Regions from separate parts of the Homo sapiens genome. Here region 2 is linked to region 1. Evidence: chromatin loops called from intact Hi-C (ENCODE). Cell type or tissue: GM12878. All regions are shown on one strand. Links, peaks and the distances in the headings refer to the core of each region. The heading gives the core; the rest is flanking DNA. Region 1 has its middle 110 kb from the start of ZNF462. Region 2 has its middle 46 kb from the start of ZNF462.

What was found. Hi-C counts contacts between places; a loop is a spot of excess contacts. Peaks named below come from ENCODE experiments on the same cell type or tissue, not always from the same donor. Only the 100,000 strongest peaks of a DNase experiment are listed, where the experiment ranks them.
Region 2: a loop joins it to region 1, with 5 times the contacts of the local background. A loop is called at or near these places in 2 of 110 quality-filtered maps.

The regions. Positions count from the first base shown.
Region 1 is chr9:106,752,164-106,755,087 of GRCh38, forward strand. No RefSeq gene overlaps it. Among named protein-coding and RNA genes, the nearest start is that of ZNF462, 110 kb to the right of the region's middle. RefSeq lists an enhancer at 993-1,202. In GM12878, for the core only: no CTCF peak of the experiment used is centred there; a DNase peak (open chromatin) is centred at 1,298; H3K4me3 peaks cover 257 bases; H3K27ac peaks cover 896 bases.
Region 2 is chr9:106,815,472-106,818,395 of GRCh38, forward strand. No RefSeq gene overlaps it. Among named protein-coding and RNA genes, the nearest start is that of ZNF462, 46 kb to the right of the region's middle. In GM12878, for the core only: no CTCF peak of the experiment used is centred there; a DNase peak (open chromatin) is centred at 1,220.

The DNA of each region.
Region 1 (2,924 bases), core at 291-2,790:
GCCTGGTAAGGGAGGATGGGCTCAGATCATAAAAGGCCTTGAATGTCTTCCTAAGAAGTTTATTTTTGTCCAGTAAGCAATGGAACCATGGAAATATTTCCTTAAAAAATGATTCTGTCTGCAGGGTTGAAAAATGTCTCAGAAGAGAAGCAGTTACTGAAGATAAGACAATCAGCTAGACATTTACAAGGATCCAGAAGCAAGGTGATAAGTCTGAACCAGAGAGATGGAAATGGATTCAAGAGACATTATTGGATAAGAGTTGACAACATTTGTTGACAGAATGGATATATACTTCTGTGCTTTCACCATACATGCTTTGGGTGTACAAAATGTGCATAAGCTCTCTAAATGCATGAGCAAGGACACATAATTCAATGAATAGATCACCAACGATTACAAATAAACAGCATTAAGGTGCTAGGGGAAGAAAAATCTCTTCTGGATTCTGAGTCAGCAGTGCATGGGCTGGGGTTCTAGCACCGCTGCTTAGTAACTCTGTGGACATCAGACAAGTCCCTTCTCCTCTCTGAGTCTCTCTTGTCTCTCAAATGGAGGGGCTGGCTGAGATGATTTAACTCCAAGGCCCCCTCCAGCTGTCACACTCTGTGAGTCAAACACTTGTGATAAGGGGCCATCAACGCTGGCCTTTCCCAAGCTGAGTCACCTCTGAAGCAGGGATTATTCTGGGGGCTGACCAAGAAATGTGCATCCAGTCACTGCAGTGACATCCCCAGTTTTATTCTCCAGAGTTAGGGTCCAGTAGGTCTGATCTGAGGCTGGGGCAGCTCCTTGATTACTCGTTCTTCTCCAAGCTTCTGCACCTCAAGTGCTCACCCAGATGGGGGGCCATAAGACCCTGCCTGGGCTTCTACAGAAGAAAGAGCCCTCTCCCATAGGCATTCAGGTCTCTGGATTTCTCAGAGTCTGTTTTTCCTGTTTGTGTTAATTTTCACAGCCAGTTATCCTATTTACATTTTTCTAAAGCTGTTCACAGGACTTGTTGTCAGTTATCCTATTTACATTGTTTTAAAGCTGTTCACAGGACTTGTCAGTTATCCTATTTACATTGTTCTAAAGCTGTTTACAGGACTTGTCCACAAGAATTCAACGTTCTTAAGTGGCTTTCGCTGACTTCCTCTTCCCCAAGCACAGCTGGGAATCCCCTTCCCTCAGACAGCAGCAAGCCTTCCTTCTCAGGTCACCAATGCAGGGCTCCATCTCTGCCTATTTCTAGTCACCTAACTCATAGTGAGCACCCACTGTGCGTCATTGAGCACTTCTGCAAGTCAAGGGTTTCATGCAGCCACTCCACCAGGTGGATGTGACTTCCCCATTTTAATGATGTGGAAAGTGAGGTTTGGTGAAGAAAATGTGCCTTATCAAAGGCTGAGCTTCTAGGATGTGGCCAAGCCAGGATTCAAACTGAGGTCTGTCTGAGTTCCGGTCTGCTGCATTCTCCTTCCTGTGACCAGAGTTAAGCTCTATTAAATGACAGACTGCACAAATATGAACTATCTGCAAAGCCTCCAAGCAGATCTGCCATCCTTTTCTACCCAAGGAAGACATAGTCCAGGTTTACTTTAGGCCAAGATACCAAAAGAGGAAACAGGCCATAACTCCCCTAACCAAGTGCACTCATGTTAGACATCAGATTCTTTCCAATGTTTCCTGATAAATGTGTAATTTACTGCTATCAGTTGGTATTGTATAGCAATTAAAATGAAGAAACCCTGTGAATCAGTTTGCCTGGCCTTGAATTCCCTTTATAATATAGTAGCCAAGTAACCTTGGCCAAATTACTGAGACTCTCTAAGCCTCAGCTTCCCATGTATAAATGGGGATGAGAATAATACTTACCTCATAGTGTTATGAGGAGCAAATAAGATGATGCATGGAAAGCACTTAAAACAGACTCTGGCATATGGTGTGAGCTCGATAAATCCCAGCTATTATTATTATCATAATATCTGTGCATAAATCTATCTGCAACTCTAATTGTTTTCTTAGGACAGATTCCAACAAGTAAAATCACTGTATCAAAGGGTGGCTCCTCATACATAGTGCTTAATTATCCTCCAGAAATTTTAGAGCGATTTATATACCCAATAGCAGAGCCTGCAGGAGTAAATGCAACATCCTTCATAGCAATAGACTCAAAAGATATATCAAATGCAGATGACTGTGATACTACAAAAGATGTTTGAATATCCTGCGGTTTTCATGTATATGGGTATAAACTTTCTCTTTTTAATGCCCTTTCAGTCATGGAAAGAACCAAGGCCCTGCTGGTCATCCCAAAGGCCTTTGATTTAAGAGAAAAGAGTTCAATTCCAGGTTCTTATGAGCTGTGAGATTTTAAGCTGGTTCATTCCTCTCTTGTTGCTCAAAAAAAAAAAGTTTTTTTTAAACAGGAATTATATATGGGCAGTATCTTCCTGTCATACTTGTTGTACCTACATATGCAGAGTAAATGTGACTATCCCTGGTGATAATAACTGTCAATATTTTTCTTTTTACATTTTTCTATTAATGCATTGCAATTGTGATTGTTCATATTATTATAGATATTTATTAATATAGCTATTCATATGCTCATGTCCAGTGTAGTTCAACTCCAACTCTACCAAAATCTTGCCATGTGACCAAGGGTTAGTGACTTCACCATTTTGGGTCTCTTTTTTTAATAACATTGAGGGGCTTGATCCAGATGATCTCCAGTGTCCATGTTTCTCTCATCTTGCCTTTCCATTTTTCAGGGTTTCTCAACTTCAACACTACTGACATGATCTGATTCAGATAATTCTGTTTTGTGCTGAAGGGAATGGGGTGGGGTGTGGCTGTCCTGAGCACTGCAGGAGTTTTAGCTGCATCCCTGGTCTCTACTACCCACAGGCGTCCGGCCCAAGTTGTGACAACTGAAA
Region 2 (2,924 bases), core at 239-2,738, 63 kb after region 1:
TTGTGGTCCCAGCAAAGATGAACTCTCTTCATGAGTCTAAGATTCCAGAAAGTTTAACTACCACTTGCTGGTCCCCATAACCCAAACTGAATGTTATGTCTATGTTCCCCACAATATACAGTCAGAATGCATTAAGATACAAGTGTGAACAATGAAACTTAGGACCATGAAGATGGTGGTCAGTAGGAAAATCAGAAAGCAAGATGCCATGCCTAGAATCAGCAAAAAACGAAAGCTAACACCCTCTTATCCATGCTCCCTACGAAGTACAAAATCTTAAAGGAGGACCACTAGGATGTTGTTCTGAAAGATACATGATCATCACTTGAAATAAACAAGTTAATCCATGAATTATCTTATCTACTCCAATTGGATATATCACTCCCCCGACCACACCTACATGGGAATGACTGCTATATATACCCTGTCTCTGTGCTTACCTAAGCGTCATCTAACTTCTGCAATTAATGCAGCTTCCAGCCTCAAAATCTGGCTCCTACTCAAAATGTGCAAAGGTCCAATCCCTACCCTTCATAGCAAAATTATCTGGTATCAGTGGTTGTAAAATAAAACAATTTTCATGGGACTTATCTATGTTAAAAACATTATTCATCTTTTAAAGATGTCAGCTCTGGAAACCTTTGAAGTTCATCATTTATCTTCATGTGATATTTCCAATCACTTAAGGAATAAGTAGAAATGTATTGATCACTTATATGCCAAGCATTCCATGAAGAGCTAAGAGGAACTACAATAAAAGAAAGTACTATTTCTGCTCTCAACAAGCTTGCGGTCTATTAAGAAAAACATAAGTTACACAAGATACATTGGACAACGCAGTATTTGCAGTACTTATAAGTCAGGGGAATATATAATTTAATACTGTATTGTAAAGAGGTCACTCTTATACACTAAGAAGAGGGTAAGGCCCTGTGGACCACAGGCAGAGTTGTCTAATGGAAAACATACTGAAGTCAGAACCTAAGTTCAAGTCCTGACAGCATTATTTTCTAGTTGAGTGGCCTTGGCAACCTCTTTGAGCCTTTAAACTAGATGGCTTTGCCCCCTTCCTGCCATAAAACTCGACAACTCTCTATATCTCATCTTGAGATACAATGAAGGCAGAATAAACTTTGTATAAATAAAGAGGAACAAAAGGGCATTCAAGACAGGAACAGTGTGAATCAGAAGGAAAGTGGTAAATTGCATGTAGTGAGGAAGACCCTGAGGGGATGACAGCAATGCCTTATGGATTCAAAGTTAACAAAAATAGACTGTGACCAAGACCAGGACTTTCATTTCCCATTTCTTCCAACCCAGAGCCTTTCATTAATACTATCAGATCAAGACATCAGAGCCCCTACCCATTCACTCCTAGACAGCCATCCAGAATGGCAACAAGTAGAATTCAGAAGGCTTCTGATCTGAGAACTTTAGTTTGGCCAAGAATCGTTTTGTTGCCTATAAAAGAAACCCACTTTTTAAGTAAAAAGGGTTTATCAAAATAACACAAGAGGATCCTATGAGGTCCAATTGTAGATTACTATAGCCAGGCCTTATGGGACCTGGAAGGTCATCAGGTACCTATTCACTCCATCTAACTCTCTGAACCACATGGCTTCTTTCTGCACATACATCTGCTTCATTCTTTTCTTCCTGTATACCAGCTTGGCCATTCTTGCCCTATACATAACATGGCCATTGCATGGACTCTGTCCCTACCTCTTCATGAGTATAGTGTCTCTGTGCCCTAGTTAGTTTTTGTGACACATTTTAAATTATAGGGAGAACTCTTCATTGACCACCAGCCAGCTGATGGAGCTATATGTTTTCTAAAATTCCTCCACTTATCAGAGGCCAATAGAACTTGTAGTACTCAGTTCTGTCCTTTCAGGACTCTAAGTTGAATAGATTAAACTAGATATTAAATAGAAGAATTTACTTACAGCAAGCAAATCAACCACAGCCTTTGCTACAGGCTACTAGGACAGCTTAGATATCTTATGGATTCAAAAGATGCGTGAACTAACCATTTATGACATAGCTTTTAGAAGAAAAAATGCTCCAAGTCACAAATTGCAACAAATTTTTGGAGCAGAATCTACTTTTAAATTGGGGGCTATCCAACATGTTTAGTTGGTAGACACTGTGTGAACAAACATGTTGGTTTAGTTGGTAGACACTGTATGAAGAAACTGGTCAGACTGTGTCTCAACTTGATTCTACAAGGTTATACTTGCATACCACAAAATCTCTAACACACTTTAACACAAACACATGCCCTTTATGTGGAGAATAAAGGCCAATCACTTAGAAAATAATTTAAGAATGTTAGATGACTGGCTTAGAACATCAGTCCCCACTCTTTTTGATACCAGGGACCGGTTTCATGGAAGACAATTTTTACACGGACCAGGGTGGGGGAATGGTTTCAGGATCATTCAAGCACATTACATTTATTGTATACTTTATTTCTATTATTATTACATTGTAACATATAATGAAATAATTATGAAACTCACCAGAATGTAAATCAGTGAGAACCCTAAGCCTGTTTTCCTGCAGCTAGACAGTCCCATCTGGGGGTGATGGAAGATAGTGACAGATCATCAGCCACTAAATTCTCATAAGGAGTGCTCAACTTATACCCTTTGCATGTGCAGTTCACAATAGGGTTCATGCTTCTTTGAGAATCGAATGCTGCCATTGATCTGACAGGAGGTGGAGCTCAGATGGTAATGCAAGTGATGGGGAGCGGCTATAAATACAGATGAAGCTTCACTTGCTCACCCGCTGCTCAATTCCCGCTGTGTGGCCCAGTTCCCAACAGGCCATGTACTGATGCTGGTCCATGATCTGGGGGTTGGGAACCCCCAATTTAGAAGAAAGTGGGGTGGCCAATCTCCCTCCATGCCATTAGAGAG